Linked DNA regions of Homo sapiens: region 1 is linked to region 2. The links are chromatin loops, found by intact Hi-C in ENCODE. Cell type or tissue: uterus. All regions are shown on one strand. Links, peaks and the distances in the headings refer to the core of each region. The heading gives the core; the rest is flanking DNA. Region 1 holds the start of LOC105375219 (a long non-coding RNA gene). Region 2 overlaps GARS1 (glycyl-tRNA synthetase 1).

The links. Peaks named below come from ENCODE experiments on the same cell type or tissue, not always from the same donor. Only the 100,000 strongest peaks of a DNase experiment are listed, where the experiment ranks them.
Region 1: a loop joins it to region 2, with 2.3 times the contacts of the local background. A loop is called at or near these places in 17 of 110 quality-filtered maps.

What each region holds. Positions count from the first base shown.
Region 1 is chr7:30,717,358-30,733,713 of GRCh38, forward strand. The region is part of intron 1 of LOC105375220 (a long non-coding RNA gene); the gene reads left to right. LOC105375219 (a long non-coding RNA gene) reads right to left here and starts at 9,930. Exons shown (of 4, transcript XR_927156.3): 1 at 9,823-9,930; 2 at 3,310-3,511; 3 at 2,477-2,567; 4 at 1-759. RefSeq lists an enhancer at 10,014-10,515. In uterus, for the core only: no CTCF peak of the experiment used is centred there; no DNase peak of the experiment used is centred there.
Region 2 is chr7:30,616,323-30,632,678 of GRCh38, forward strand. GARS1 (glycyl-tRNA synthetase 1) reads left to right here. Exons shown (of 17, transcript NM_002047.4): 10 at 792-956; 11 at 5,071-5,178; 12 at 5,995-6,140; 13 at 9,912-9,997; 14 at 12,238-12,347; 15 at 15,126-15,219; 16 at 15,925-16,115. Among named protein-coding and RNA genes, the nearest start is that of GARS1, 30 kb to the left of the region's middle. In uterus, for the core only: no CTCF peak of the experiment used is centred there; no DNase peak of the experiment used is centred there.

The DNA of each region.
Region 1 (16,356 bases), core at 2,937-10,936, 100 kb after region 2:
GGGGCGGGGGAAGACCTCACTGAGAAGGGGATATCAGAACAAAGACTTGAAGGAGGTGAGGGAGTGGGTCATGAGGCCCTCTGGAGGATGAGCCTGGTAGGGAGCGGCTGCCAAGAGCCTGAGCAGGAGCATGCCTGGCATGTTTGAAGCACAGTGTGGCAAGAGCAGAGAGGAAAAGAGGGAGGGAGATGGAAGGCAGGGCCAGACAAGACATGAAGCAAGGTCATGCAGGGCCCTGTGGGCCATTGTAAGGCCATTGACTCTAACACTGAAGGAAATTGGGTTACTGGGCAGTATCTCTGTTATCTTATTATTAATAATAAAGAAAAGGACACGGTAAGCAACCATGAAATTAATAGTAATTTATAATAATAATTAATATTATTTTTAGTTTTCTCTATCCACCAAGCACTGTGTTAAGCACTTAATATAAATAATCTAATTCTCACAACCACGCTATGTGTTGGTACTCTCATTATTTCTGCTTTGCAAATGGAGAAATTGAGACTCAGGGAGATATAGCAACTTTCCCAAGGTAGAACAGCTAGGAAATCTTGGAATAGGAATTTGAATTCAGGCAGCCTGACTCCTGAAGCCACACCCTGGATCATCTCTTATGCTGCCTTGAATTAATGAATAGGGATTAATTGAATCCTTCCTAGCTGTCATACTGGGATGTTTAGTCCCAAGATGAGACAATGTGGTGCATGCCATGACTGTATCAGAATCCTGTAGATGAGTGCCCATCTATTCATCCATCTGTAGGGAAAAGAAAGAGAGATCAGATTGTTACTGTGTCTATGTAGAAAGGGAAGACATAAGAAACTCCATTTTGACTTGTACCCTGAACAATTGCTTTGCCCTGAGATGCTGTTAATCTGTAACTTTGCCCCAACCTCTTTGCCAATTTTTTCCCAATCTTTTAGATCTGAAGTTCCCTGTTCTGGAAACCATGGGCAGAATTGTTCTATTGTTTGAAATAGCATAATTAGATTTTCTGTAGAAGTTTTAACTCCCCCTCTTCCTGAGAGAATTTTAATGAAGCTGAGATAAGAGGCATATTTACTTTCAGTTTGCCCCATTGTTACCCTGGGTACCTCCAAGCACACAAGCTTACCACAAGGCTGACCATAGACATACTCGGGAATCTCTCCTTGGCTGTCCTCAATGCTCACGTTCTTAGCGTACCTTCACCCTAGAGAAAGGCACCCATGTTGGGCGGCAGATGAAGGGGTGGCCTGCCCCTCCACACCTGTGGGTATATCTCGTCAGGTGGGATGAGAGACTGAGAAAAGAAATGAGACACAGAGACAAAGTATAGAGAAACAACAGCGGGTCCAGGAGACTGGCACTCAGCATACCAAGGACCTGCACGAGTCTCTGAGTTCCCTCAGTTTTTATTGATTATTATTTTCACTATCTCAGCAAGAGGAATGCAGTAGGAAAGCAGGGCGATAATAGGGAGAAGGTCAGCAAGAAAACATGTGAGCAAAAGAATCTGTGTCATAATTAAGTTCAAGGGGAGGTACTATGCCTGGATGTGCACGTAGGCCAGATTTATGTTTCTCTCCACCCAAACATCTCAGTGGAGTAAAGAATAACAAAGCAGCATTGCTGCCAACATGTCTCACCTCCCTCCATAGGGTGGTTTTTCTCCTATCTCAGAATTGAACAAATGTATAATGGGGTTTTATACCAAGACATTCAGTTCCCAGGGGCAGGCAGGAGACAGTGGCCTTCCTCTATCTCAACTGCAAGAGGCTTTCCTCTTTTACTAATCCACCTCAGCACAGACCCTTTACAGGTGTCGGGCTGGGGGACGGTCAGGTCTTTCTCATCCCACGAGGCCATATTTCAGACTATCACATGGGGAGAAACCTTGGACAATACCCGGCTTTCCAGGGCAGAGTTCCCTGTGGCTTTCTGCAGTGCACTGTGCCCCTGATTTATCAAGACTTGAGAATGGCGATGACTTTTATGAAGCATACTCTTTGTAAACATTTTGTTAACAAGTCACATCCTGCACAGCTGTAGATCCCTTAAACCTTGATTCCACGCAACATATGTTTTTGTGAGCTCAAGGTTGGGGCAAAGAGGTTGGGGCAAAGTTACAGATTAACAGCATCTCAGGGCAAAGCAATTGTTCAAGGTACAGGTCAAAATGGAGCTTCTTATGTCTTCCCTTTCTTCATAGACACGGTAACAGTCTGATCTCTCTTTCTCTTCCCTACACCATCCATCCATCATCCATCCATCCATCCATCCATCCGTTCATCCATCATCCATCCATCCATCATTCATGCATCCATTCATCCATCCATCCATCCATCCATCCATCCATCCATCCATCATTCATCCATCCATCCATTCATCCATCCATCCATCCATCCATCCATCCATCCATCCATTTACTCTTCCTTTCCTCCATTTCTCCCTCCCTCCCTCCCTCTCTGTATCTATTCATGCATCAACTCACCCAACTATTTAGCATTCATTGAGGTTTCCTATGTACTCAGACCATGCTGGACCAGGGGTCCTCATCTGTTCCCTGTTGTTATTTTCTTATCCTGTAAAGGAGGGAAGAAGAAACTGAAGAGGAACTTCAGATTCCACCCCAGCTCTATCCTACCTAGCCCTGTGACCTCTCTGGGCCTCAGCCTCTCTGTCTTCAGGAGGGCTTCGTCTTGTAGTTTTCAGTCCACTCTGATGTTTCCTGGCTATGGGGACTGCTTATTCGCGGCAGGGGAGCCCTGCCTGCGTGCTGTTCCTGCTACCTGGATGTGGGGTCTCAGGAGAACCCTGGCTGCATACGTGCCTCAGCCTCCTTCTGGAGACCAGGTGGGAGGTCTGCCCTTAGTGTGGGACACCATGAGCTTGCCCTTCCTTTTGTGTGAGCTCAGTGCTGTAGGAACCAGGCCTGGTGTGGTAAGAAATTTCATTTCCACCCTCTACCTCCATCCCTGCCTGGATAGCTCAGCCCTGCCCAGAGCCTGTGTGGCTATGGAGCTGCTCACCTAGGCAGAGGTGAGACCTGGGAGGGAGTAGGGATGGCCTCCAGCCAAAGTTGAGGCCTGCTTACTGGGGACAGGATGATAGAGCCCAGCTCACTGCCCTGCCCTGCCTTTAAAGTCCTGCTCACATTTTACCTCCTTGGAGAAGTCTGATATGAGACAGTTGGAAGGGTAAGGAAGGATTATGCATGCATGCACACACACGGGCATGTATGCGTGTGTGCACACATACAGAGATATACAGACAGATGGGACACACACAAGCAAACACACCCACACTTCCTCGGGCAGGGCATACCTGCTCGCTCAGCCAGTGTCTCTGAATCAGGCCATGTTGTTTGTCTTTCCTTGCCCATCCCTTCTGCTTGTCCTTCTTCTCTGGGCTGGTCTGGGTTCTGTCATCTCTCCTCTGCTCGAAAACAATCTCTTAGGCCTCTGGGCATCCATTGTGATAGGCAGAAGAATGGTTCCTGAAGAGGTCCACATCCTAATCCCAGAACCTGTGAACATTAGGTCACATGGCAAAGGGAAATTAAGGTTCACATGCAATTAAGATTTCAGTCTTAGTCTGTGTGTACTGCTGTAACAAAATACCTGAGACTGGATAACTTGTAAAGGACAGACATTTATTTCGTACAGTTCTGGAGGTTGGAAGTCTAAGATCAAGGCACAGGCTGGTTCACTGTCTCTGCCAGAAGCCCAGTCTCTGCTTCTAAGATGGTGCCTTGTTGCTGTGTCCTCTGGAGGAGACATACCCTGAGTGCTCCCATGGCAGAGAAGCAAAGGGCTTAAGCTAGTTTCCTCCAGCCCTTTTACAAGGCACGAATCTATGACTGAATCACTGTCCAAAAGGCCCCATCTCCCTCTCCCAATATCACCACCATGGGGATTAAGCTTTAACACATGAATTTTTGGAGAAGACACATTTAAACCACAGCAGTTACTAATCAGCTGACTTGAGATGGGGTGATTATCCTGGATTATCCAGATGGACCCATTGTAATCACAAGAATACTTACAAGTAGAAGAGGGGGCAGGAGAATGAGAAGCAGAGAGACGGCAGTGTGGGAAAGACTTGGGGCAGTGTTGCTGGCTTTGATGCAGGAAGGGGCCATGAGGCAAGGAATGCAAGCAGATTCTACAGGCTGGAAAAGCCAAGGAAGCAGTTTGTCCCCTAGAACCTCCAGAAGGATTGCAGCCCTGCTGACACCTTGATTTTAGCTCCATCAAACCCATTTTGGACATCTGATTGTTAGAGTGGTGAGAGAATACATTTGTGGGTTTAAGCCATTAAGTTCATGGTGATTTGTTACAACAGCAATCAGAAATGAATACATTCATCCATTTAGCTGGTCTTTCTCTCACTTGACACTCTGACTTGTGTTACAGTTTCCTGTGACTGGCTGCAGAGACATTATTGTCCTGTTAGTTGACGACTTGCAAAACCATACACAATGGCTCTGACTGACTGTGGGACCCTGGAAATGCCCCCTTTGCTCTCTTGTCCTCATCCCTCCATCTCTGCAGTTGGGGCTGGGTTAAGGGCCCTTCAGCTTCAACATCCTGGGTCTTGGGGTTTTCTATAAACTAGGCATGAGTTCCACTAGTATGTTGGAGGAACGGAACCGGGAGCCACCAGAGTGACAGGTCAGCCTGGGGTCTGCCTCTCCAGTCTCAAGTGTAGGACCACCCTGTCTCAAAACAGCCTCATTCTTGGGGAAACACCACTCCAGGGTCAGAGGCCACCAGGGCTGTTTCTCTCCTGCCTCAAACAAACTTTCTTGAGGCTGGAAGACTGTCTGCTGGATGTGAGCCTGGATGGTGCTATCATCTGAAAAGTGGGAAAACTTGAGGGCTTAATACCATCATCAGAAATCCACCAGAAGACTGGAAAATGCTCTGGACAGTTTTCCCTTCTGTTGCCATCTACCTCCCTGCAGCAGAGGCTGAAGTAGCCACCTACATCTCCCTGGGCCCTTCCCTTGTTGTGCTGTAAACATTTGCAACTCTTTGCCTAAAGACTTATCCTGACAGCCAGAGTCTCCACCCCACAAGCATGTCAGGCCAAGGGCTGGAGATTTAAAGGTTTCTGGAGCAGCCTTCAATCTATGACTGGCAGGCAATGATGTATAACTACCTCCACTCCCTCGCCCCTCAGGTGAGATAACTGGAAGGCACGTGTCCTACACTGGCCCTCAGCATTCCCTGGCAGGAGGAAGCTCTACTTACTCAGAGGGACAACACTATTTATTGTGGGGATATCCAAAATATAACCTTGGATCCTTGTTTCAGGATCTGCTTTTGGGGAATCCAAACCAAGATATCACATTTCCTCACTACTTCCCCTTCCTCTAGTTTCTGCTCTGCCACTTACTTGCTGCTGGGGAGCCCTGAGCCAGGGTCCTCTGTGGAATGGGGCTTATGCTATCTATAGCTTGACTGCCTATATTGCCTTCCCTGGTGCTTACCACCCTAGGGGAAGCCCCAGTCTGGAATTGAGGTGGTTGCCTGCACTCCTTTGGAGCTGAGGGCAGGGGGTCCTGTCTCAAGGCCATGATGGTATCAGAGGCCAGCATTCTCTGCTTGTGACCTGCTCAGCTTTGGGGGCCCAGACCTATCAGTCACTCACCTCTGAGGTAGTGAATGAGCTCATCTGCCCACTTCAGCCTCCTGGGAAGGACAAGGGAAGCAGAGGGGAAGGAGAAAATGGGTGCAGGTGGAAATAAACAGTCTGGCTTTAGTCCTAGGACCAGACAGGGCAGGGAGGACTGAGACTCTAAGAAGGGTCGAGGCCTGTGTGGCTTTGAACAGGAAGAACCTCACCCCTCCTAGAAGCCAAGACCATCAACCATGGCCCCGATCCTCTTCTTTCTGTTTCAGAACATCATTTAAGCCCCTCTAGCTAGACCCATTGCCTTCATCTGAACCCATCTTTTCATCCTGCCTCATTTTCAATCTGTTCTCAACTGAACTCTCCCCAGATACATTCCATATTTCCCACCTGTAGGCTTGGGGGCAGCCAGGAGTCCTAAGCTGAGGGAAGAGTGCATACAAAGATCCAACAATGAGGACAAGCATGGTGAATCCAGAGACCACTGGGCTGCGGTGCTTGACCCGCTGCATTGAGAAGTTTGGAATTATAAAAGCAATGGGGAGCCATGGAAGGCTTTATGGTGGGGGGAGGAGATGGGGCTCAGCTTCTTTTCCATCAACTTGGGTCAGATCCATCCTTTAGGGATGGTGGCAGGCTCAAATGCTCACAAGTAATTTGGAACTTTCCACATTTCTTGTCCTGACCCCTAAACGCCAGTAGCACTCCATTGGCATTTTGATAATGGAAAATACCTCCCTGGAGAGGGCTATGCCCTCCCAAGTTGAGGACCACTGATGGGGAACCTCACTGGTACCCTGGGCAGTGGCTGGATGCATGGAGAGGCAATGAGGGCAGGGGCTGGAGGGGTGGGCAGGACCCAGAACCGGGGCCTGGGAACCAGGGAAGGGGCTACCTCCTGCCTACCCAGTGCCCCTGAGTCCCAGAACAAAAGCAGCAGCCTCATCAGCTCCCTTGGGGCAGGGTTGAGCACAGGACTTTCCCTCTTCCCTTCAAGAGCTGCTCCCTCCACCCCCTGCTCCCCTCCCTCCGCTGCTCCCCTCCCTCCCCTGCTGCTTCTACTGAGGGCTTAATACTGGGTGTCAGAAGGCAAGTTCCAGCCGATAGGAGAGGAAAGAGTGCAAGGACACCCAAGGACACCTGAAAGGCTGGCAACAGTGGTGGTTGCCTTCGGGTGCCTAGGGATCCTTTCTGCCTTGTAAATTTTGTTGCATGTTCGTGTGTGACTTAAGTTTTATATTATTTAAAAAAAAAGTAATTTCAAATGTCAGAAGAGTTGCAAGAAATGTACAAGGAACTCCCATCTACCCTTCACTCAGATTCATCAATTGTTGCCATTTTGCCATCTTTGTGTTATCATCATTGCCCTGTGTATATGTATAAATATATACACAACAATATTCACAGCCATGCATACACATATATGTACATTATGCCTTAAATACTTCCTACTTCTATGTGCATTTCCTAAAAACAAGGACATTCTTTTACATAACCACAGTACGGTGATCACAGTCAGGAACTAGAACCCTGACATAGTACTATTAGCTAAGCCACATGGTCCATATTCAGGTTTTGCCAGTGGTCCCAATAAAGTCCTTTCCAGTTGTGTTTTCCCTGTCCAGGATCCCCTCCAGGATCAGGTGTTGTGTTTACGGGTCCTATTTCTTTGTTCTCCTTTAATTGGGGGTGGTTCCTCAGCCTTCCCTTGTCTCTCATGACCTTGCCACTCTTGTTATTTGGTAGGGTGTCCCTCCATTCAGAATTGTCTGATGTTTCCTCATGATTAGCTTCAGAAAACAAGTGGTGTTTAAAAGTAACGATGAGGAGTTGTTGAAGCCTAGGAGCCTAAGAAATGGAGGAAGCCTCACGTAAGAGGTTTTGGAGGCTGGCAAGCCAGGTTTTGAAGCTCAGTTTTGTCATGATTCATTCACCCATTCAGGAACGATCTATTGAACATGTTTGATGAATCTGGCACTGCTCTGGTGTCCTAGAATATATGAGTGAACAAAAACAAAAACTTCACCCTGTAGAGTGTCATGGGTTGAAAAGTGATGCCCCTTCCCTGCAGCCTCACAGTGGGACCCTGTTTGGATACAGCGTCTTTGTAGATGTAATTAAGGAACAGATCTTGAGACCAACCTGGATTACTAGGATGGGTCCTCCTTCCAATAATGAGTGTCCTTATGAGAGACAGAAGACACAGACACACAGCGGGGAAGGATGCATGGAGACGCAGGCAGAGGTTGGAATTAGGCTGTCACAAGCCATGGGATGCCAGGAGCTGCCAGAACCTGGATCCTCCTCTGGAGCTTTTGGAGGGAGCATGGCTCTGTCGGCACCTTGATTTTGGACTTCTGGCCTCCGCGACTGTGAGAGAATAAATCTCTGCTGTTTAAGCACCCTGGTCTGTGGTGCTTTGTTACAGCAGTACCAGGAAACCAATACCTGCAGGCTGCATTCTAGTGGGTGGTGTAGGGGCAGGCTACACCCCAGCAATGAGCTTCAGCAAATTTCTTTACTTCACCAACTTTTCATTGCCTTCGTTAAAAATCAGGATAATGGCACCTGACTCAAGTGGGGATTAATGGATAATGAAAAGCAAGTACCTAGAACATAGGAGGTGCTTTATAATTGACAGCAGTTACTACTGTAGCCTGCCAATACCTCCAACAAGAACCTAAAAGAAAGGTTTGCCCAGGCAATGCTCTTCTGGACAGGTAGCTGCAGAGCAACTTCGTCTGATCAGATTCCAGCTCCCTAGGAGCCGGCAGGTGGTACGGAATTCTAGAGAGTTCTGTTCCTTTAAGCAGACACAAAGGGGATAAATCGGCCTCTGCAGCCTCCTGGCTCAGAACATCTAAACCAGCATGCTTTTATGCTTCCAGGCAGGCCGGGGTCTGCCAGAGTCCATTGTCTCCTAAAGGGTTGATTAATTGGGAGCCGGTAATTGGTTTTGGCTGCGGGACTGGGGAGGTCACAGCCTCTCCGGGATGGAGAGCTCTATGTGTGAAGACACACGGGGCAAGGTGGCTGGAGCCCAGAGCTGTGAGGGAAGAATGGGACTTCTTCCGTGTGTGTGTGTGTGTGTGTGTGCGTGTGTGTGTGTGTGTGTGTGTGTGTGTGTGTGTCTGAGGGAGAGAGAGAGAGAGATTGAGAATTATGACTCCTCTCTGAGCCTCTTTCAGGACAACATGGGGTGCAGTGATTTTTTTTTTGAGACTGAGTCCCACTCTGTCACCCAGGCTGGAGTGCAGTGGCATGATCTCGGTTCACTGCAACCTCTGCCTCCCGGGTTCAAGTGATTCTCCTGCCTCAGCCTCCCGAGTAGCTGGGATTACAGGTGCGCGACACCACACCTAGCTAATTTTGTGTTTTAGTAGAGATGGGGTTTCTCCATGTTGGCCAGGTTGGTCTCAAACTCCTGACCTCAGATGATCTCCCTGCCTTGGCTTCCCAAAGTGCTGAGATTACAAGTGTGAGCCACCGTGCCCTGCCGGGGTGCAGTGATGTTCAGCAAGTGAGGCTGCAGGCCCCAGAGTAGTTATTCTGCCACCATCCCCTGGAGAGCCTGTAGGGGTTGAGAACTTGGAAACCTCCCCCTTGGCCTTCTAGGCCCCAAGAGTTTCCCTGGCCTCTTTCATGTAAAAGGTGTCCTAGCCATGGTGTAGGCGGTGATTGGGCCAGTGCCACTGTCACCAGCAGGTGGGGGCAGAGGCCACAGGGTCCTGTTTGAAGGTGGGGGCCTGGACCCCATAGCTTCTTCAAGGCTCTTCTGGGGCCAGGACTCCTGGTCCCACCAAAATGGCCCCATCTCCCGGAGAAAAAATGGCTGCTGAGTGGCAAGAAATGTGGGACTTCAGATGGTTTGCCAGCTACCCAGAAGCAACAGCCTGGTGTCTGTTGATATTTTAGGTTGCATGATGCAATTCCACCTTAAATTTGCATAGCCATTTTTTTTTCCTGCTGAAGCCCTGTCACATCAATCCATTCAATGCCAGCACCTCTTCCTGCTGTGTAGATCAGCGAAAACCTCTTTCTGTTCCCCTAAATGGTAAACTGAGGCTCCACGAGGTAAAGGGCTTTCCCGTCACCACTCAGCAAGTCAGAGGAGCTTGAGAACTACTGAGTGACCCGTATAGACAGCCCCCGACCACCAACAGAGGTGTGCCTCTTAGTGAAGGATGGGGACCTTGTTACCTGGGAAATTCCCTTTGCCTCATCTGCATGGACAGCACTTAGGGTTCAAAGGTTGTTGAGCACACAGCAGGGAGAGCCTCTGCAGCCAGAAGATAGAAGATGCCACACAGGGCGGCACCTCAGAGCAGCACATTTGTATAACCACACGACAGTCCACAGGCATCTTCTGCAAAGATCCTGGCAGCTTACACTGATAGCTTGAGTCATGCAAATTGCTAGATTTGGTTTCCATTTATTTGCAGATGAATATCCCTCTGGAGGCAGGAGGAGGGAGGAGAGCACTGTCTCTTTTTAGTTATTCGGGGCATTATTTTCAAAGCCCTCTGAGCTGAGGCCTGGGACTAAGGGTGATTTTGATTCTCCAGTGAGTCCTGTTCTGACTGCTATTCACAATAACATGCCCTGTAAATCGTCCAGGACCCAGGCTGATCCTAACCACTTCCTCCCACCCCTGACTGCTGCCTCATCCCCCCCCTTCTCTTTGCAACCCCTGCCTCTTGCCTCAAGCAATAAAGCATTAGGAAGTACTGCTGCACACAGTCCTAGGTGTAGGTCAGTGGGGGGCCAGGGGTCAGCAGGCAGATGCCATGCAGAGGAGCAGGATCCCCTGGGGGAGCAGCTTCCACACTTGCCGCCTTTAGCCAGCCTTGAAGGATAAGTCAGATCAGGTCACTCCTCTGCTCAAGTGCCTTCAATGGCTCCCACCTCACTCACAGCAAGAACCATGGGCCTTACAGTGGCCCACAAGGCTCTCCACACCCATGAACTCCTGCCACCCTCTCCCTCTTTCACTCTCCTTCCATGGCACCAACCTCCTTGCTGTTCCTGGAACTTGCCGGGTGCTCTCCCATCTCAGGGCCTGTGCCCCAGCTGCTCCCTCCGCCCAGAAGGCACCATAGCATTGCCCTTGCAGAATGAAAGCTGTCTTGCCTAAGAGATTCCTCTACCTTCCCCCTTCTGTCAGAGGTGTGTGAACCAGAGCAACTCCATCTTGAATAGGAGCTCGGTAAAATGAGGCTGAAACCTACTGGGCTGCATTCCCAGATGGTTAAGGCATTCTAAGTCATAGGATGAGACAGGAGGTTGGCTCAAGATACAGGTCATAAAGATCTTGCTGATAAAACAGGTTGCAGTAAAGAAGCCGGCTAAAACCCTCTAAAACCAAGATGGCCAAGAGAGTGACCCCTGGTCGTCCTCATTGCTACACTCCCACCAGCGCCATGACAGTTTATGAATGTTATGACAATGTCAGGAAGTTACCCTATATGGTCTAAAAATGGGAGGCATGAATGATCCACCCCTTGTTTAGCATATCATCAAGAAATAACCATAAAAATGAGCAACCAGCAGCCCTCAGTTCTTCTCTGTCTATGGAATAGTCATTCTTTTATTTTTTTCCTTTCTTAAAAAACTTGCTTTTACTTTACTTTATGGACTTGCCCTGAATTCTTGCTTGCATCAGATCCAAGAACCCTCTTTTGGATCTGGATCAGGGTCTGGATTGGGACCCCTTTCCTGTAACACTTCCACCTCTGGGCAGCTCACAACCACGGGCTCACAGACTCAGGGTTGCACAGGCTTCAAGTGGGGACTGAGTGCATGCAATCCATGTCCTGGGGCTCCCCGTGGGACCAGAATGAAACTGACTCCAGTCCCTGCTCTGCTGCCCCCTGTTCTGCCCTGCTTCCTCGCTTCCTCACTTCCCTCCATACATCACGTGCCCAGATCCTCATCTCAGGCTCTGCTTCTAGGGAACTGGATGCAAGACTCGCATTATTTAAAATTGCAAACCGTATCTCTCAACTGCATCCCCTTCACTCCCTGCTTTATTTTTCCTAACTTATCATCTTCTAATACATACCTTCAGTTATTTCTTGGTTTTCTTCTTTTGCCCTGTGTAGCAGGTAAAGCCTTAGTTAGAAGGCAGGAATTTTGTCTGTTTTGTTGCCTTTGTTCACAGTCTGCAAACAGTAGCTGCTCAATAAATAGTTATTGCATGAATGTATGCATGGATTAAGTATTGCTATAGCTGTGAGTGCAGTGGGTACCTAAGGGCTGGGCTCAGGGAGTACTCCTGGGATGGACAGGATGGGGACTGGTATTGAAGTACTGGTGGGGACCAGCTACAGGAGGAGGAAGAGGAGGGAAGTCTGGGGAGGGCAGAAGAGTGGGACTGCAAGCAGGGCATTCGGGGTTCAGGGGGACGCCATGGAGGGCAGGCGATGGAAGAGCTGCAAGGGTGTGCTAGACCTTTAGGCTCTGTCCTGCAGCAAAGTCCCTTATGCTAAAAGCACAGGCCGGGCCCAGTGGCACAAGTCTCTAATCCCAGCACTTTGAGAGGCAGAGACAGGCGGATCACTTGAAGTCAGGAGTTTGAGACCAGCCTGGCTAACATGGCGAAACCCCGATTCTACTTTAAAAATGCAAAAATTAGCCAGGTGTGGTGGCATGCACCTGTAGTCCCAGCCACTCAGGAGGCTGAGGCTGCAGTGAGCCGAGATCATATCACTGCCCTCCAGCCTGGGCAACAGAGAGAGACCTTGTCTCAAAAATTAAAAAATAAAACCACAGGATGCCTTTCTGAAAGGTCACCTCTCCTAATCATGGCAGCAGCAGAGGGGAGTTCCTAGAAGTGGGAGGAAATTTTCCTAGCACCATGCCAGCACCATGTCTGCCAGCACCATGTCTGCCCCCGAGGTCTTTCCTCAGACCAAGGACAATCCTAGGAATGAGAGGCAGTTCTTGCTGAGATCCCTGCAGGCTAGGGCCCAGAACACACTTTTCCCCATAGCCCCTCATCTAATCCTTACCCAACCTAAGGGGGTGCTCTTAGGATCACCCAGTTTATACATGCAGAAACTGAAAGCTCAGCCATGATGCCTGCACACCAGAGCCAGGATTCAAGCCCAGTTCTGTCTGTCTGTCTGTCTGTCTGTCCATGGGGTTACGCAAACTCTGGGAGCACCTCTCTGGTTCCTTCACCCTGGTGCACAGAGCCCACCTGGTTACTGAGCACATGAACCAACTGCACTCACCCATCCACCCACCCTGCTTTGCAGCTGGGCACAGCTAGGATGGAAACTCAGCCTGCGCCTTGCTTACTGTGTGGCCCTAGGCAGATTCCTTAACCTTTCTGAGCCTCAGCTTTCACATCTGTAAAATAGGGATAGTTGTAATCACTCAGCAGGCACTGTGCTAGGCATTGGGGATACAGCATCAAACATAGACAGTCTCTGCCCTTGTGTACTTATTAGACAAACTAGACAAACTCTTCCAAATAATTAAATGCCAAACAAGAGCATAAAATACAGCACCTCACAGCCTTGTTTTATGGATCGCATGGCTTAGGAAAGGTGTATGTCTATCTCAGCAGAGGGACCTCAGTGCGGGTGAGGTGACTTCTCCTCTGCAAACCTGCCCCTGGAAATAGAGTGGAGCTGAGAAGCAAGCAAAGGAAGGAGCAGGACCCAGAAGAAGCGAATAGTAGGGCCAGGAGGAACTGCTGGGGACAGCCGAGCTGAAAATGGCTAAAATCCTGCCTCCAACTTGGCACTTTGTTTCTGACTAAGCCTGGGCTTTTTCTAGCTTCCTGCCTCTTTTGCTTCTTTGGTGTGACTGGGGAAATTGAGGCGAGGAAAGTAGTCGGGACTTGCTGACAACATAGCTGCAGCCCTCGGTACCTGGCCCTCCTGCCAACATTTGCACAGCCATGGTGGCACCACACTGCTGATGCTCGTCCACCTCTCCTGCCCAAAGCCTTGAGATGAAAGCCTTTCTTGTGCAAGAGGGGCTGAGATGGAGAGGAGAAGCAGGGCTGAGAGGTCTGCAATCCTTGGAGGAGATCCTGGGCAACATCTTCCTGCAACCACTTAACCCATGGAGGGCATGTGAGCTCACCCAAGGCCACACAGCTGATGAGAGATGTGGCTGGGTCTAGAATCCAGGTGTCCCAACTGCAGGCCAAGACTCTGCTGCACATGGTAACCACCAAGCTTCAAACCCGCGGGCTGCTCCCTCCCTCTCTGAGCCTCAGTCTTCCCATCCATGAATTGGGCAGCTGACTCCCTGGTCCTCAAGTTTCTGTCTGCATGGGGACCCCTCCCCCTTTTTGCCAGCTGTTGGGAAGTTGAGGCAGTGGGCAGGCTCCACTCTGGGTGCCCTCCCTCCCCACGACTTTGGGGTTCCCAGCACACCTTTCTACTGTCATTCCCCCACGGCAAGGCAGGAGCGAGGGGCTTATCTGGCTGTCTGAAAGCCGAATGGCTGGCCTCTCTGACTGGGTTTTCAGAAGCTTTCTGCCTTTGCTGCCGCGGTAGAAAAGATGACTTCCTTTGCAGTACTGAAGGAAAAGCAAGCAGTTATGCCTTTTGCGGTCTAAAATGGGCATAGGACCCCAGGGGAGAGGCGGAGCAGGTATTTTGCTGGCTAGCAGAATGGACAGCTGACACTGTTCTTGGGATCTGGAAGTTATCATTACAAAGAAAAAAACACATTGCTTTCTTCTCAATGCGTCGGGTAGTCAGTTTGCAGTCTAACAGCGGGAAATGGATGGCTTGCTTAATTACAGGATGTGTGCTCGCTCTGTCTACAGCCACGTGGCCCGTCGGTCACAGCCATGCTGAACTCTTCAGCAGATGGTCAGCATCTGCCACCCTAGGTATTTTGAGGGGGTGTCCTCTCCACCCAGGCACGCTCCCGTCCTGCCTTCCTGATGCTGCTCACATCTTGCCTGCCCACTCAAGCTCAGGCCTACTGCTGCCACCTCCATGAGAAAGTCTTCCATCGAGGAGTTCAGTGCACACTATGTCCCCCACTGCAAGACCCCAATTGCAGTGGTTAAAAAAAATCGATATATATTTATTTAAAAAAAATCATCCACCTTCCCAAGAACATGCTCCACCCTTCTCCAAAAACACAGAAAGTCATCTCCGCCTCTTTCCCAGTGAAGGAACACCAGGAGCCCTGGCAGGGGAGGCTCTGCTAACTCTGACCCCATGCACTTCTTTTTTTTCTTTTTCTTTCTTTCTTTCTTTCTTTCTTTCTTTCTTTCTTTCTTTCTTTCTTTCTTTCTTTCTTTCTTTCTTTCTCTCTCTCTCTTTCCTTCCTTCCTTCCTTCCTTCCTTCCTCTTTCCTTCTTTCCTTTTCTTTCTTTTGAGACAGATAGAGAGTCTTGCTCTGTCATCCAGGCTGGAGTGCGGTGGCACAATCTCAGCTCACGGCTCACTGCAACCTCCGCCTCCAGGGTTCGAGTGATTCTCCTGCCTCAGCCTCCTGAGTAGGTGGGACTATAGGCATGTGCCACACCTGGCTATTTTTTTTTATTTATTTTATTTTATTTTTATTTTGAGTAGAGACGGGGTTTCGCCATGTTGCCCAGGCTGATCTTGAACTCCTGTCCTCAGGTGATCCACTCACCTCGGCCTCCCACAGTGCTGGGTGGCCCATGTACTTCTCCAGCTCTTGTCACTGTAGCTCATCTCACCAGCTGCCCTGCCTTCCTAAAGCTGTGCACGCCACTCCTGCCCACGTCCCGCCACCTTTGATCACAGAAGTGCCTATGCCAGGACATCAGTTCCTCCCCACTGCCGCCTTTTCCAGCCCCCAGCTCCTTGGCTGTCACCGCTCTGCCTGTGGAAGCCCGTCCCCAGCCCACACGGGCCTCTACAGGAGCCCTCAAGGACGCTCCGAGTGGCTGTGCTCCTCCGGTCTCTCCTGGTGCTTCTCCTGGCTGTGCCTCCTGCCAGAGGCAACCAGCCACACCCAGGCCACGTTGCCACCCTCTGCACAGGTGTCGAGCTCCTCAGGCCTAAAAGGAGGACCAGAAGTGATCTCCTGTAGACCAGCGTCTCACTGGGTGCTGGGCTGTGGGAGCCCTGCTTCACCATCCCAGCAGGAGCCCACTCAGCCTCTGCTTGCACACCCCATAGTAGTGGGGAACTCACTCCCTTTACATGCTCTGCTGGCTCCCCAGGCAGCCCTGCCACGTGGGGCAACTCTGTTGTCCTTCCTTGTGCTCAGCCCTCATCACCCTGCCTTGAGAGACCTCCCGACCCCTCAGATATCCCAACTTTGGTTTCTGTTGGGAGGTGGTTCCCATCTGCTGGGAGAGCAAGCTGGGCAGGAGGTCATGGCCTTCCCGGCTGCACTAGGCAGGGGTTCTGGGCGCATCTTCACCACCCCTGTCCTTCGCTCAGACCCTCCAACAGTGCATGTGGTCTGGGCCATAGGGAGCCTGGGGCCTCCCTGACTGCCCCTGTTGACTGTGCCCACTGAGCCGGGGTGCAGGACCCACCTAGCACCATCCAGGGGCCCAGTGGCCTCGCAGCCTGGCCAGATCTGGGAGAATCTGTTTGGCTTTGAACACCTCTGTCTTCTGGAGGTCTTTAGAACACTCAGCTTCAGTGAACATGCATGTTGGATTCTTGGACTCTGGAAATATTCATGCAGTATTTGACCCTCCCAGTCTGGATTCCAAATTCAGTCATTCCCAGAGCATACACTCTTCTCCGGTTTTTGGCAAGTGGGCTGGGGAGC
Region 2 (16,356 bases), core at 3,932-11,931:
GTGCCTCACCAATCTGACTCAACAGTATGTACTACTTTGGGGGAGACAGCATTGGACCCACAGAAAGCAAGCCATCTGGGTTTCAGACTCTTCTGTATTACCCATAGCAGTGGAATAAGGCCTTGCATATAAGCACTTTGTAAATATTTGCCTGGAGAAGTGAGTGCGTGAAAACTTGCCAACAGTAGCTGCTGTCCACTAGTGGAATGAGTTGCCTCAGGGAGCAGTGAGCTTCCTGGCCCTGAAAATACTCCTGGCAAGGTTGGACGATAGCTTGTCAGCCACTTTGCAGAGAAGACCTCTGCAGTGTATGGAGATGGGGCTAGATGTTTTCTAAGGTCCTTGCAAACACTAAAATGATTACGTGTACTCTACGGGGTTCACAAATTTCAGTGGGTAAGGATACATTAAAATCCCCTCAACGTGTCATTACTTTGGTTAATTCAGAGGGGAATGTCTTTGCCATTCTTTAGTGTCAATTATGAATATTGTTTTTAGTACTGTAGATTTAGAGGTATGAGGTACTGGGCTGAATTTTTGCTGACCCAGTAAGTATGTTGGACAGATTTTGAATAACTCCATTATCATCATCTTGACATTAACCCATTAAAAAATAACCAAGATCTCATTCTGAGTATTTGAAATTGTTTTGAAAGCAAGATAAAATAGTTTGTGTTGGGTGTCAAATATTTTTCAGTAGAGTGAGTCAATGGAAACCGATATCTTGGCTTTGAAGAGTATTAATGTGTGTTTTCTTTTCTTCCTCCATGCTTGCTTATTGGTTGGTTTAGGGTGTGATTAATAACACAGTATTAGGCTATTTCATTGGCCGCATCTACCTCTACCTCACGAAGGTTGGAATATCTCCAGATAAACTCCGCTTCCGGCAGCACATGGAGAATGAGATGGCCCATTATGCCTGTGACTGTTGGGATGCAGAATCCAAAACATCCTACGTAAGTGGAGTGCTGTTTACCATGTGATTTTCACATTGTTAACTTAGAAGCACAGGTACCAAATGAATTTTTGTGCACTTTATGTCACAGAGGAACAAAGGGAAAAGAAAAGAGATCTTTTCCTGAGCAAAACAGAAAAAGCAGTTGCCTCCTGCCTTTTTATAAGTGTCCTAAGGAGCTCGTTGTAGTCTTAGATAGCTGAGAGACAGAGTTAGTGTATGATGGGACAGTGCGGATGTGTACACTGCTGTACAGTGTATTGGCAGCATTACTGGCAATATCCTGGAGTGGATCTAAGACACATTGGCCTCTCCTTCCTGGCAAGAGTCCCAGCAAACATTGGAAATGGTGGAGAGGTTGAATAAAGAAAGTCATAGTGCTCTTAGCTCAATGAGCTATGTAGTAGCTTTGGGGAATATACTAGTTGATTCTGATCTCTGGCTTAAGAACTACCTTCCTCAAATGTTATGTATTTAACTCAAAATTCACAGACGATCTCCAGGTACCCTCCTGCCCCTGTGCCCTGTCACCCCTCCAGCCTCCACCACCAAACATGAACATCAGTATTGAAGCGGAGGGACGAAAGGCATTTGCATATAGGAGATGCTGTCTATATTGGTGGCAGGAGGAAATGTGGCATCTAAAACAAGGCTGAGAGTCTTTTGGCATTTCTCTTATTGGGTGTTAGAGAGGCTTCCTCGCCTACATAGAAAGAGACTTTAGTCCAGGGGTCACTGGTTCCAGTATACCCTTGGTTCAGTTTTTACTTTTCAGAATGGCTTTCTTTTTATGGATTTTTAAAAATTAAAAATCAAAATTAGTCATATTTTAAAAAGTAATGACTACTTTTTTTAAAACAAAAAGGAAAAAATAATTCTGAAGACTATTATGTAGAAAATTAAACTTCCAGTTATATGCCTCTCCCCAGGTGTTTTATGTCTCTTCTCTGTATTGAGCAAACATTTTCTATAAAGGACCAGATGGTAAATATTTTTAGCTTTATGAGTCTCTGTCACATAACTTTGTTGTTTTTTACAGCTTGTAAAAAACAGCTTTTAAAAAATGTCCAAACTGGCTGGGTGTGGTGGCTCATGCTTGTAATCCTAGCACTTTGGGAGGCCGAGGTGGGAAGATTGCTTGAGCTCAGAAATTTGAGACCAGCCTGGGCAACATAGCAAGACCCTGTCTCTACAAAAAATACAAAAATTAGCCAGGTGTGATAGCACGCCCCTGTAGTTTCAGCTACTTGGGAGGCTGAGGTGGGAAGATCACATGAGCCCGGGAGGTTGAGGCTGTAGTGAGCCATGATTGCACCACTGAACTCAAGCCTGGGTGACAGAGTGAGGCCCTGTCTCAAACAAACAGACGAAAAAAGATCATGCTTAGCTCCATGGTCTTGGGTATGTCTGCCTTCTCTAGATGATTTTTCTACGTGTTCTAACACATGCATGCATAAATGCATAATAATATGCATATGTTTATAAATGGCTATTAATGATGTTGTTTTTAATATATTCTTTTTCCCTTGTGGAATTAGAAAGAATTACTGTAATCTGTTAGGATTTTCTTAGCAAGCTTGCTTGACATATGTCAAAATGATAATAGTAATTATTTTTAGGATTATGGGTGATCATTAATTTCTTTACACTTTTTAGATTTTCTGGGACTTCTTTTTATTTTCAGATCAAACCAATAAAATGTTTTTCCTTTTGTATGAGAAAAGATTATTACTTTTCTTTTTGTTTCATACCCAGCTCCTTCTCTTAGTTTGCTCTGATTCTGATTTCAGATTAAACCAGATGTTGTTCTTGCTGTCTCAGTTAAGTAATTTGCTTAAGTCTCACAGCCAGTGAGTGGTGAGGCTGGGATATAAACCTGGCTGTCTGACACCAGACTCATGCTCTTAACAGTTATGCTGTACTGCTTTATAAACCCCACTGGATGCCTGCTCGTCCTTATCTAAGTGCCATTGTGAGGGTTAGGGATCAGAAAATGGAAAGTCACTGGAAAACAGGGCTAAATGAAACAAGAAGCTCCAGAGTCCCAGAGGCTCTTAAGGAGAGGGGAGAACTCCCTTAGAGAGTTTAATACTTTTTGTGTACTTTATATATTTTTTTAATAAAAAAATTTACCGTTGCAGTTAATGCCACACCAATTCTCTTTCCATCCAGAGAAGTAACCACTATCCCAATGTTGTTATTCTCAGGCACGTTTTTGTAATTTTACCTTTCAGTACATAAATGTTAGTTGACATCTGCAGTAAATTATAACCACCAAACTATATGGTTAAGAACATAAGTATACTTAACCAGTCGACATGTATAGGGAATGTCAGATTGCCAGGTTACATGTTTTTAGGCTTTGTTCTTTAATTCCTTTTGTTGTTGTTTTGTGTTGGAGTTTCTGAGCTCATATGAGTTTTATATTTGCTTGCTTTATTACAGACACCCCATGTGATAACATGTGCTTGGAAAGCTTAGTAGTTTTTTCTTTTTTTCTTTTTTTTTTTTTTTTTTTGAGACAGAGTCTTACTCTGTCACCCAGGCTGGAGTGCAGTGGTGCACTCTCAGCTCACTGCAGCCTCTGCCTCCTGGGTTCAAGCGATTCTCCTGCCTCGGCCTCCCAAATAGCTGGGATTACAGATACATGGCACTGCACCCAGCTAATTTTTGTATTTTCATGAAGACAGGATTTCTCCGTGTTAGCCAGGCTGGTCTTGAACTTCTGACCTCAGGTGATCCACCCGCCTTAGCCTCCCAAAGTGCTGGGATTAGAGACACGAACCACTGTGTCTGGCCAAGCTTAGTAGTTTTGATGGTTGAATTTCCCCAAACTCTTTGGATCAAGGGCAAAAAAAAAAAATGAATCTTCTTGAGAAGGACTAACTAGGTATCTACCAAAATAAGCTCTTTACAAACTCTTGTTCTTATTGAAATAACGGGTTCTTAAGAGTTTGTCATAGTTGGGGTTTCTATAAGAAAGCACCACATACAGAGTGGCTTATAAACAATGGACATTGATTTCTCACCGTTCTGGAGGCTGGAATTGAGAGATCAGGGTGCCAGCATCGTCTGATCCTTGTGAGGGCCCCATTCTCAGTCGCATACTGCCAACTTCTTGTTGTATCCTCACATGGTGAAAGAGGGCAAGAGAGCTCTCTGGGGTCCCAAATTCCAGTGATTAGGGCTCCATCCTCATGACCTAATCACCTCCCAAAGGCACCTCCTCCTAATACCATCACATTGGGAGTTAGGATTTCAATATACGAATTTTGTCAAGGACACAAGCATTCAATTCATTGCAGGTTCTTTGAAAATAATTTAAATTTTGCTTTTTAAAAGTATCTTATGTGTGTATTTATAAGAAAGGGAACCTGGCATCAATGTGATCATAATGCTCTTATATAATTTTATTGTGTGACCTGAACTTTACCCACTCTTATACTGAGTTTTCTTTTGTTCAGTGAAGAAAGTGAATTGAATCCAAATGCCCACATTTATGGCCAGCTGAAGTATGTGTTTAGTCAGCCATCTGATATCAAGTTGTGAGAACACTAGGTACTTCATCTAAAGAATAGTGGTTTCTGCCAAATTCATTTTGATTTCTGTTCACAAATTTGAACCAAATTTACAGGCTTTGTCTAGGTTCACATTTAATTTCCATAATTAAATTCCAGAATATGTTAGTTTACCCCACAGACTCAGTATAACAATATAAATCCATCCAGAAAGGAAGACTACTTTGTGTACAGTGTGAATTATATATTTTTTTCTTTCTTTTTTTTTTTTTTTTTAAGATAGGGTCTCACTGTGTTGCCCAGATTGGTCTCAAACTCCTGGCCTCAAGTGATCCTTCCACCTCAGCGTCCCAAGTACCTGGGATTACAGGCATGAGCCATCACACCCAGATCAGTGTGAATTATATTTTATAGGCTTATTAGCTGCCTGATATATGAGGCTATTCCCATTTCAAATATTTATGAAATTTGAATGAAGATTATATCATCGAATTATCATTGAATATATGAAAGGTTTATAATCTGCATGCATTTGTGAATGAACCCAATATAAGTAATAATAAGTAAGTAATGTTTTTATTGATTATATCTTTTTAGGGTTGGATTGAGATTGTTGGATGTGCTGATCGTTCCTGTTATGACCTCTCCTGTCATGCACGAGCCACCAAAGTCCCACTTGTAGCTGAGAAACCTCTGAAAGAACCCATATCCTTTCTGGTCACTCCAAAAACTCAGGATTCACATGTGAACATCTTGCTAATGAATAAGTCCAAGTCTTTACCTTGTTCTATGGATAAATGGAGATGTTTTAGACACTGTAGTAACGCTTGTTTAAACCTATTATTTTACCTATCCCTTTGTTCCTTTCCTATTCTCTGTACTTGTAGTCTGACGTGTGCCCACTCAATGTTTGGCCTTTAAAAGAAGCATATTTAGAAAAATGCTCTGAATATCTTTCAGAACGTTAATAGTTTTTCTCAGCTGTTTCCAAAACGCACTTCACACCTGCACCTACCTACGTGCTCTTTAAATAAAGGGTACCTGGTGAAAGCTTTTTCCATTAAAAGATGAGTGCCATTTGATAGTAGCTGAAATAATAATTTAGCTCACTTGGTCTGAAAATCAGCAAAATAGAAATTTTCTTTCTTTAGTAGGCAGTGAAGTTATGAGCTGATTTCTTAGGGGTAGGTCAGTGACAGGAAATAGATCTTGTTTTGAGCATTTTAGAAATACTTATCAGAAGTTCTTATGCTATGGGTTGGGTCATTGCTGATTAGATAATATCTCTTTTTTCTCACTGTAACTGGAAAAGTTTCTATTGATGGTGTTAATTTTGGATGAGAGTTGTCTGAATGATTTTGTGGACAGGTGTTTCATCTTGCCTTAAAATCAGCATAAACAGGATCTGGAGTACTGATAGAGAGCTGGCATGGTTTTAAGTTGATGATTGATTGTTCTCAGGCTCATTTTCTGAAATACTGAGGCAGTGCTGTAGTTTTGGATTCCTTGACTACTTCATACAAAACAGTCAATGTTGTTCAGTTTGAACCCAGTAAGGGAGCAATTGGTAAGGCATATAAGAAGGATGCAAAACTGGTGATGGAGTATCTTGCCATTTGTGATGAGTGCTACATTACAGAAATGGAGATGCTGCTGAATGAGAAAGGGTAAGATATCAGATGTTTACTCTTCCATGGGCTCCAGTCAGTTGTGTCATCTGCCAGGTTCTGAAAGGATGAGATTAATTTCTTAAGATTTTTTGCAGGTAAGTACTGTATCTTGGCTGCATTTAAAAGACTGTCTTTGCCGAGATTTTGGCATTATAGCCTGAAAAAAGATTTGAAATAGAATATACTTTTTTTTTTTCCTAGTAACTGTCTTAAACAAAGAGACTTGTCCAGCCAGGCTGAGGAAGGAAGGGTTAGAAACTACATCTACTATCTCTCAGGTCACTTCTCTCTCCTTTTTGGAGGTTTAGAATACTCTCTGTAATTGTTTAAGCATGAATATAAACAATAGAGAAGGCCGGGCACAGTGGCTCATGGCTGTAATCCCAGCACTTTGGGAGGCTGAGGTGGGCAGATCACGAGGTCAGGAGATCGAGACCATCCTGGCTAACACAGTGAAACCCCGTCTCTACTAAAAATACAAAAAAATTGTCCGGGCATGGTGGCGGGCGCCTGTAGTCCCAGCTACTCAGGAGGCTGAGGCAGGAGAATGGCGTGAACCTGGGAGGCGGAGCTTGCAGTGAGCCACCATCGTGCCACTGCACTCCAGCCTGGGCAACAGAGTGAGACTCCGTCTCAAAAAAAAAAAAACAAAAAAAAAAAATAGAGAAAAGCCTTTAAAGAAATACAACAAAATCCAGCACTGAACAGTGTAAAACTTACAATATCCAGCAAACAATAAAAATTATTATATATATGAAAAAGCAGGAAAATGAGAAGTAAAGTCAGTCAAAAGAAACACCCAGAAAAAACAAACATGATGCAGTAAGTACATAAGGATGTTAAAGCACTTATTATAAATATGCTTCATGTACTCAAGGGTGTAAAGGAAAACATTAACATGTGAGGTGAGAAATGGAAAAATATATGTGTAATATGGATATAAACACATGTTTTTTATATATATAAACAACATGAAACATTTAGAGGCAATATCTCAAATGAAAATGTCACTGGATGGGATTAACAGTAGATTAAACATTACAGAAGAAAGGTCATTGAACTTAAAGACATAGCAACTATCCAAAATGAAGCATAGAAAAAAATGAGACTGGGAAAAAGATGTCCAGTGGGACAATATCAGGCAGTCTAATGCATGTGTAATTGAGAGTCCTAGAGAGGGTGTATAGAAAAAATATTATACAGTAGCTAGAAAATTTACAAATTTGATGAAAACGCTAAAACTACAGATTCAAGAAGCTTAGCCCCAAGCAGGATAAACACGAAGATGACCACATGAAGACCCGTGAGAATCAAATAGCTAAAAACCAGGGATGAAGAGAAGAACCTTTAAAGCAGCTAGTGGGGAAAAAGACTCATCACATAAAAGCAAACAAAGATAAGAATGATTAGAATTCATATCAAAAACTGCGCGGATCACAATATAATGGAATGAAATCTTTTAAAGTGCTTTAAGACAAAATTCCTACACCCAGCAAAAATATCTTTCAAAAATGAAGAGGAAGTACTTTAAGACCAAGCTTGTTCAACCTGCGGCCTGCAGGCTGCATGTGGCCCAGGATGGCTTTTGATGCTGCCCAACACAAATTCGTAAACTTTCAAAAAACATTATGAGGTTTTTTTGCATTTTTTTTTTCTTAGCTCATCAGCTGTGGTTAGTGTTAGTGTATTTTATGTGCAGTCCGAGACAGTTCTTTCTAGTGTGGCCCAGGGAAGCCAAAAGATTGAACACCTCTGTTTTAGACAATCCGGGGCTCTGAGAGTGCATTGCCAGCAGACCTCCACTATGAGAATTGTTAAAGGCACTTCTTCAGGCAGAAGTATGAAAGTTTAGATGTACCCAGAGGACTTGAGAGATCTAGAAATGATAAATATGTGGGTAAATAGAAATGGCATTTTCTCTGTCATCTCTTAATTTCTTTAAAAGATAATGGAGTATTTAAAGTAATATGGAATTTATAACATGGAAGTAAAATGTATGCTATCAGTAGCACAAAGGGTGGGAGCAAAGAATTGGGAATATACTCTTGTGAGGTGTATACATTATATGTGAAATGGTGTAATATTACTTGAAGATAAACTATGATAAGTTAAAAAATGGATAGAATGAACTCTAGAGCAATCACCTGGAAAAAAAACACACACAAAAAAGGGGTGTAACTAATAAACCAATAGTGGAGATAAAGTAGAATAAGAAAAAATATTCCACAAGAAGATGGGAGAAAAGGAAAAGGAACAAAGAACAGATGGGACAAAGATGAACTCTTGCAAGTTGAAGATACCTGTTTCAGAAAAATTTAAAAACATTTCTCGTCTTCCAGAATTAACATCTATTTATACTAAAACAATATCAAATCCCATTAAAATGGACTAAGTTATATTACTAGTTAAATATCATTATCCATAAACACAGTTTGCTTTATTAATTATTCTCAAATAATGGCTGTCTCCTTGTCAATTACAACTCTTTTTTTTTTGAGATGGAGTCTCACTCTGTCACCTAGGCTGGAGTGCAGTGGCGTGATCTCAGCTCACTGCAACCTCTGCTTCCCAGGTTCAAGCAATTCTCCTGCCTCAGCCTCCCGAGTAGCTGGGACTACAGGTGTGCACCACCACGCCTAGCTAATTTTTTGTATTTTTAGTAGAGACGGGGTTTCACCTTGTTGACCAGGCTGGTCTTGAACTCCTGACCTCAGGTGATCCACCTACCTTGACCTCCCAAAGTGCTGGGATTACAGGTGTGAGCCACCTCGCCTGACCCAATTGCAACTCTTTTATAGCTGTTAACTATGATACACTTAGACTGTGCTCACAGAGAGAATGCATGTGACACTGTGTATGTAATGGAACCTTGAATGCATGCACACACAGACTTCAGACAGAATAGTAAAAACGGAAGAATTCAGTGAACACCAGTCAGATGAGGCATGAGATTATCACAGGTGGAAACTAGCAAAATACAGTTATAACATATGCCAACTATCCAGCTTCTGAGACAACCACATGAGGGCTCTCTATCCTAGCACTGAATTGCTTGGGAGGGAGGAGAAATCCAAATGGATATTCAAAATGTGAGGAAATACCTCCTAAGCTGAAATACAGGTATTACATGAAGCTCTTTATAAAGATGAATTCTTATAACCTGAAACTGAATGGGCATATCTCAGGACACAAATACATGGCAGCCAGTGATTTTGAGGGGGATAATATTTTATATTGCCATATGAAACAGAAACATTAAACTTCTTTTAAACTGATCTTCATCAACACAAATGTCCAAATTTATTTTGAAAATAGTGTGGGTATTGGATTGTAAAATTACTTCTGTAAGATGGCATGCTGGTTCATTTGTACATTTGTTGGGACAGTAATGAGAACCCTTGTGTTTTTACCAGCAGGCCTATTTCTGACAAAGTTGTTATTATTCTAAAACTGAATTTTCAAAAAGTTGTTTTTGGTTTTACCTTGATTCAAAACCAAAGGAATTTGTCATTAAGTCACTTGTGGAGTTTTATAAAACTAGTCAAAATTTGGTGTATGTCCTCAGAGTACTTTTTGGTGCCATTGTTAGACTAATGCTTAATTTGGTGTTTCTTATGAAATAATTTAAATTTGACATCACTTATTATATCTGGAGAGTTGATCAAGTTATAAAAAGAAAAAACAACTTAGCAATCTACAAAATTCCTTTAAATTAAGGCACAGGGTGCCTGTTTGAACTAATACAAAATGTGTTTTGTTTCTTCGTAGGGAATTCACAATTGAAACTGAAGGGAAAACATTTCAGTTAACAAAAGACATGATCAATGTGAAGAGATTCCAGAAAACACTATATGGTAAATTTGTAAAAATAATAAACAAAAAGTCACTGCTCCTTAAAGCTTTTGTTGTTGTTTGAGACAGGGTCTTGCTCTGTCACCCAGGCTGGAGTGCAGTGGCACAACCTCTGCCTCCCCGGCTCAAGCGTTCCTCCCTCCTGTCTCAGCCTCCGAATTAGCTGGGACTACAGGTGCAGGCTACCATATCCAACTAATTTTTGTATTTTTTGTAGAGATGAGGTTTTTGCCATGTTGCCCAGGCTGATCTTGAACTCCTAGGCTCAAGCAGTCCACCTGCCTTCGCGTCCCAAAGTGCTGAGATTACAGGCATGAGTGACCACGCCTGGCCCTCATTCCCTGTCTTCTTTGGCAAAATAACTTGTTAAAAAGTCATTTAGGGGCCGGGCGTGGTGGCTTACGCCTGTAATCCCAGCACTTTGGGAGGCCAAGGCGGGTAGATCACGAGGTCAGGAGTTCAAGATCAACCTGGCCAACATGGTGAAACCCCGTCTCTACTAAAAATACAAAAATTAGCTAGGCATGGAGACACGCACGTGTAATCCCAGCTACTCGGGAGGCTGAGGCAGGAGAATCCCTTGAACCCGGGAGGTGGAGGTTGGAGTGAGCCGAGATCACGCCATTGCACTCCAGCCTGGGCGACAGTGCAAGACTCCGTCTCAAAAAAAAAAAAAAAAGTAATTTAGACCAGTGATGTTGCATGCTTTTTTAAAAGTTAAGAAGATGTTTTTTTGTAGAACAAATTCTGTGAATTAGGCAATGAGTAATTTGGAGCACGTATGAAGGATGCTGAAGTTTATTTGTGGCTGAATTGAAATTCCTGGAAACGGAGTAGTAATGGGTGTTTGAGAAGCTACTGCCAGTGGAAAGAGTGAGCATACCTTTCCTTTTGTTCTTGGCTTGTCTTGTAGCCAGGCTTCAGTGAGCAGTGTTAGGAGTAAGCGGGGGCTTCTCCATCACACTCTGGGGCTTTTCCGTCACAGTCTGGGGCTTTATAGCCATGATCCTGGCAGCTGGTTCAGAGCTGCACATCACCATTACTCAGATACCACAGAAGGATGGGAGGAAAATGCCTTGATCATGTTTCTAAAGTATTAACTCTTTATCATAGACAAACAGGCTCTCTTTTCCCATATGTGTGTGAGTTTTGGTACCAATGATCTCATTTCCCAAAAAACATAAACTCTTCCAAAGTTATGACCAGTTATCTTAGACCTGGACATTGCTTAGCAGTGCTTCTTCCTTTCCACATAATAAGTAATAATTATCAGTATATTTCCTGTGTATACCACGGGTGTTGTCTTACCCACATGAAGAGCTGTGAGCCCCTGTAAGATGTCTTTGATGGAGTGCTGTTCTTTGAGCAAACTCTCCCCTAAGGGCGTCCTGACCCCAGAACCTTGGTGATACAATGCCAGTAATTTGGTTCTGAACAAGTTCTTATCAAGATAACAAGCTAAAAAGTTAAACAAATACAAACCATGTAATACTTTTTGCATGTAGGAATTGTTTTTGTGAATTTTGCCAGCTGTGTTAGATTTTAAATTCTAGCAAAATCTTATTAAAAGCCTTAGATTTTTTATGCTTTCTGGGTAGCCGAGGCAGGTAATAGAGATAAAGTGTAGCTGCTGCTATTCGTAGTTTGCTGACTGGTGAAGGAATATTCTAGTACCTCAGGTTTCATTTTTACACAGTATAAACAGAATTTGGTGAAAGGTTTTTTCACTCCAGCTTTCTCTTCAAAGGCATGTTTCCTATCAGCAAATAGTTTTTAGGTATGTTCTAGTTTCTTTGTTCTGATATACAGAGATAAAAATCCATCTAGAATAGAGATATTTTTAGTGCTAAGAATTTTTTTCTTTTCTTTTCTTTTTTTTTTTTTGAGATGAAGTCTCGCCCTTGCCTTCCAGGCTGGAGTGCAATGGCACGATCTTGGTTCACTGCAACCTCCGCCTCCTGGGTTCAAGCAATTCTCCTGCCTCAGCCTCCGGAGTAGCTGGGATTACACGCACCTGCCACCATACCCAGTTAATTTTTGTATTTTTAGTAGAGACGGGGTTTCACCATGTTGGTCAGGCTGGTCTCGAACTCCTGACCTCAGATGATCCACCTACCTCAGCCTCCCAAAATGCTGGGATTACAGGTGTGAGCCACCGCAGCTGGTGAATTGTTTAGAGAGAATCTGAAATGCATTATGTGGTATTTGAGAGAATGTTATTGAATTTCTATCTCTTTTTCAGTGGAAGAAGTTGTTCCGAATGTAATTGAACCTTCCTTCGGCCTGGGTAGGATCATGTATACGGTATTTGAACATACATTCCATGTACGAGAAGGAGATGAACAGAGAACAGTAAGTTGTTGTGTACAGTGTGCTGTTATAGTGTCAGAAAATAAAAATTTTCTGAATTACATTGTGAAGTACATTAATAAGACTCTAGAATGGTCAATTAGTTATTACTATAATCTAGTGCTATTAACACTCATCTTTGCTTAAGTATGTATAGACAAACCAGTTTCCTGTGTTATCTTATTTGAGCTTTAGGTTATTCTAGAAGCTATTGTTTTAGTTGCCTGGTGCTCTCTATTCTTAGACTGAACCTATTACTTTGGGGAACAATCTATATTATGTCAATGGAAGGAATGGTACTTTCTGGATATGCTGTGTTTCAGAAAATTGGGAAGGATGAGATAACTCCTAGAATTTAGCCAGACCACTAAGCTGTATCTGTACTCTGGTAAAGTATCAAAGGGAACCCTCTCAAACTGCATGAAATTGTCTGGGGTACTTTTGGGGTAAAGATGTGAATTCCTAGGTTCTACTCTGGAGATGCTGATTCACTAGGTCTGAGACCCAGGGATCTGGGGTTTTTTTAAAAAAAATAAGAATCCTGAGTGATTTCACTGTGAAAGCTTGACAGATCATAAATGGGATAATAGTTGTCTGGGGTATAGCCTTTCCTAGCATTCAAGTATTGCTGAAGATAGAAGTTTATAAGAAGTCTTCATCAGCTCCCACAAATTTTCTTTTCGGTCTGATGCTTCTGAATCACTGCTCCTTGCCTTCTTCCTCTTTATCTCCTTGCCTTACTTCACCATTTTTACCTCACCTCTGCCTGCAGAAGTTACACTCCTGGGCAGATTACTAGGAAAGCCAACCAGAAGAATGGCTAGAAAGGAGAGGTTGTATATGTCAGGTTAATTGAAAGAAACAGCGTCATCCACTTGGCCATTCTAAAGCTTGAGTGTACGTAATGTTAGACATCAACCGTGTGGTTCTTTCTAGGACATTTAACCTCAAAGAATGAACTAGTGAGTTCTCGGCACCAGTACTTTAGTCTGACACACTATTGTAATACATAGCTAATAAAGTTAGTATGGTACTCTCTGCCCTAAAGTTGCATCTTCATTTCCCAACCTTGAAGGAGCAGCCCTATTCATTCAACAGATTGTAAGAACCTGGGCTAGGCCCCAGGTGCGCAAACATAAGGCTTGGTTCTTTTTGAGAAATGATGACAAACATAACTGCATGTGTTCTTTTTAGATGTCAAGTCTGCTTCAAGCTTTGTCTGCTTATTTTTCTAATAAAAAGGTTTTAGAAAATCTTTTAGCTGTTCCTTTGAATCTAACAATATTAATATAACTAGAGCTTTAATAGAAATTTCGTAAGGGCTAAACAAGAATAAATTAGTCACAGTGTTTTATGAATTGCATGAATTCCCATCATGAAGAGAAATTTGATTAGGCTGTGGGAAGCCAAAAATGTTTCTAAATTATTAGCACCTAGTTCCTCAATCCATTTGCCTATAAATTTGGTATAAAAACATTGCTAGTGAAATTTTAAAAATTATTTTTCTATAAAGGCAGGTCCCTGTTACTCTCTTATATTAAATAGAAATATCACAAGATGGAGGAAGGGAATAGAATTCTGAACCTTCTGTGATGTGAGCAGCCATATTGGTGGAATACAGGCCTTACTTAGAGTGGGATATTCATTGCTTGGCAATAAAGGTTAATTGAACTTTGGGTGAGAGGCTAAACTGGAACCTGTGTCATTCATTATTTTTATGGGACAAATTTATTCTGTGTTTTTGCCTTCAAGTGAACCTTTTGTACAAGTATTAAGAACTGCCTTCAGTTCCCATTTCCAACCTAAAGTGGTTGATTGGTTTGCCTTCCACAGAATATTTTTATTTTCGCCTTTTTTTTTTTTTTTTTTTGGTCTCGCTTTGTTGCTCAGCTGGAGTGCAGTGGCACAATCTCAGCTGACTACAGCCTCAAACTTCTGGGCTCAAGCAATCCTCCTGCTTCAGCCTCCCAAGTAGCTGGGACCACAGGTGCGCCTCACAATGCCCAGCTAATTTTTTAGTTTTTGTAGAGATGGGGTCTTGCCATGTTGCCCTGGCTGGTCTTGAATTCCTGGGGTCAAGCAATTCTTCTGCCTCAGCCTCCCAAAGTGCTGGGATTACAGGCATGAGCCACTGTGTCCAGCCTTATTTTTGCTTTCTTTGATTTCTGAGTTACTCAGAAACTATTTCAGGGCAGTTTAAGAAGGCTGTACTTTTTAGTGTAGGTATATGGAACATCTTTTTTTGTTTTGTACTATTTCTTTTGGACATATGTTTGTGAGCTAATTAAACTTTTCTGTTTCACTTGGTCACTGAGGTTCATAGGTTTTTCTCTTAAAAGACAGAATGGGCTTTGGTTTGGGTCACTGCCACTTGTTTGAATATTTAGGTAGTCTCCACAGAAAGTCTTTTATGTGGAACCAAAAAATTACCGTCTTTTATATACAGTAGCTTTCAGAATGCTTTCACATCATTTGACTTTTTTAGTAACGGGCTTGTGAAGCAAGCAGAGCAGGTGGTAGAGACCTGCTTTTTAGGTGGAGAAACTAAGGTTCAGAAAGAGTTCATGACTTGGCCTAAATTCGGAGCTGAAACCAGGTGTTTCTGATGCTGGTTCTGCTTCTCTTTTGCCATACTGCTTTTCATGTCATGTTTTCTGGCATTTTGGTAATGACGTTATGCTTGAACACTTGCTGAATATTAACCTCTTTTGGTTTGGGATATTAGCATTTAGATATTTACAAATTAACATATTTGGATTTTTTTCTTTTTAAATCATCCAGTTCTTCAGTTTCCCTGCTGTAGTTGCTCCATTCAAATGTTCCGTCCTCCCACTGAGCCAAAACCAGGAGTTCATGCCATTTGTCAAGGAATTATGTAAGCAAATTCAATTGGGTAAACTCCATGGGAACACCATCAAGGAGACTGAATTTTAGGAAATGTATCATTTATTTCAATAAAAATATAGACTGAATAAAGAATATAAATGATTTTATAAAGAGTACATGATTTTAGCCTGTACTCTTATTTCTAAGCGAGAGGATATGCTTGCTCAGATGTTTTATTCTGGCATTTGAGTGAGGCAAGGTAGGACCCAAGAGTCAGATTTAAAAATTATTTACTTCTCATACTGACCTTGGTGCCAAGTTCATCGAGGGAACCTGAGTGGAGTGTAGCAACCATAATGGATCTACAGCCACAGAATCCACAGCCCTGAAAGGAATCCTGGTGGTCATCTGGCACATCCACTTATTTCAGAGCTGGGAAATGGGGAGAGTCCATTGACCTGCTTAGAGCCATAAAAATAGAGGTGGTGGAGTCAGGACTCACCTTCTGGCCTTGGCTCTTGGTCCCATATTTGTTCCCCCTATAGCTGTATCAGATGGAGGTATGAGTGAAGATTTGGATTCCCGCAAGGGATTTATTAAACTTTAGGGATATTTCTTTCTCTTGCAACTCAACTTGTTGCTTTCTTGTCTTGGTCCCATTTATAAGTCTCCTGAGCTTGTAAGACAGTAGTTAGATAACACTGGGCTTAACTCCATTGTTTTATTTTTAATTTACTTTGTTTATTTTGGATAGCGGAAGCCCTGACCAGGCATGGAGTATCTCACAAAGTAGACGATTCCTCTGGGTCAATCGGAAGGCGCTATGCCAGGACTGATGAGATTGGCGTGGCTTTTGGTGTCACCATTGACTTTGACACAGTGAACAAGACCCCCCACACTGCAACTCTGAGGGACCGTGACTCAATGCGGCAGATAAGAGCAGAGGTATCTGGCCTTCTCTTTGGCATTTTTAGCCTTAGAAATGTGTACTGCTTCTTACTGATTTGTGTTGGATTTTGATGTGTTTATGCTCCCTTTCCTTTTTTTTTCTTTTTAATTTTAATGAACGGCTTGTATCAGACAGAGCCCAGATTCTCAAGTCCCCCGGTTTAATTATGAAAATATCCATTAGCACTTCTCTAATATTTTATAAACATTTGTGTTGCTCCAGGCTTATTCTCCAGCA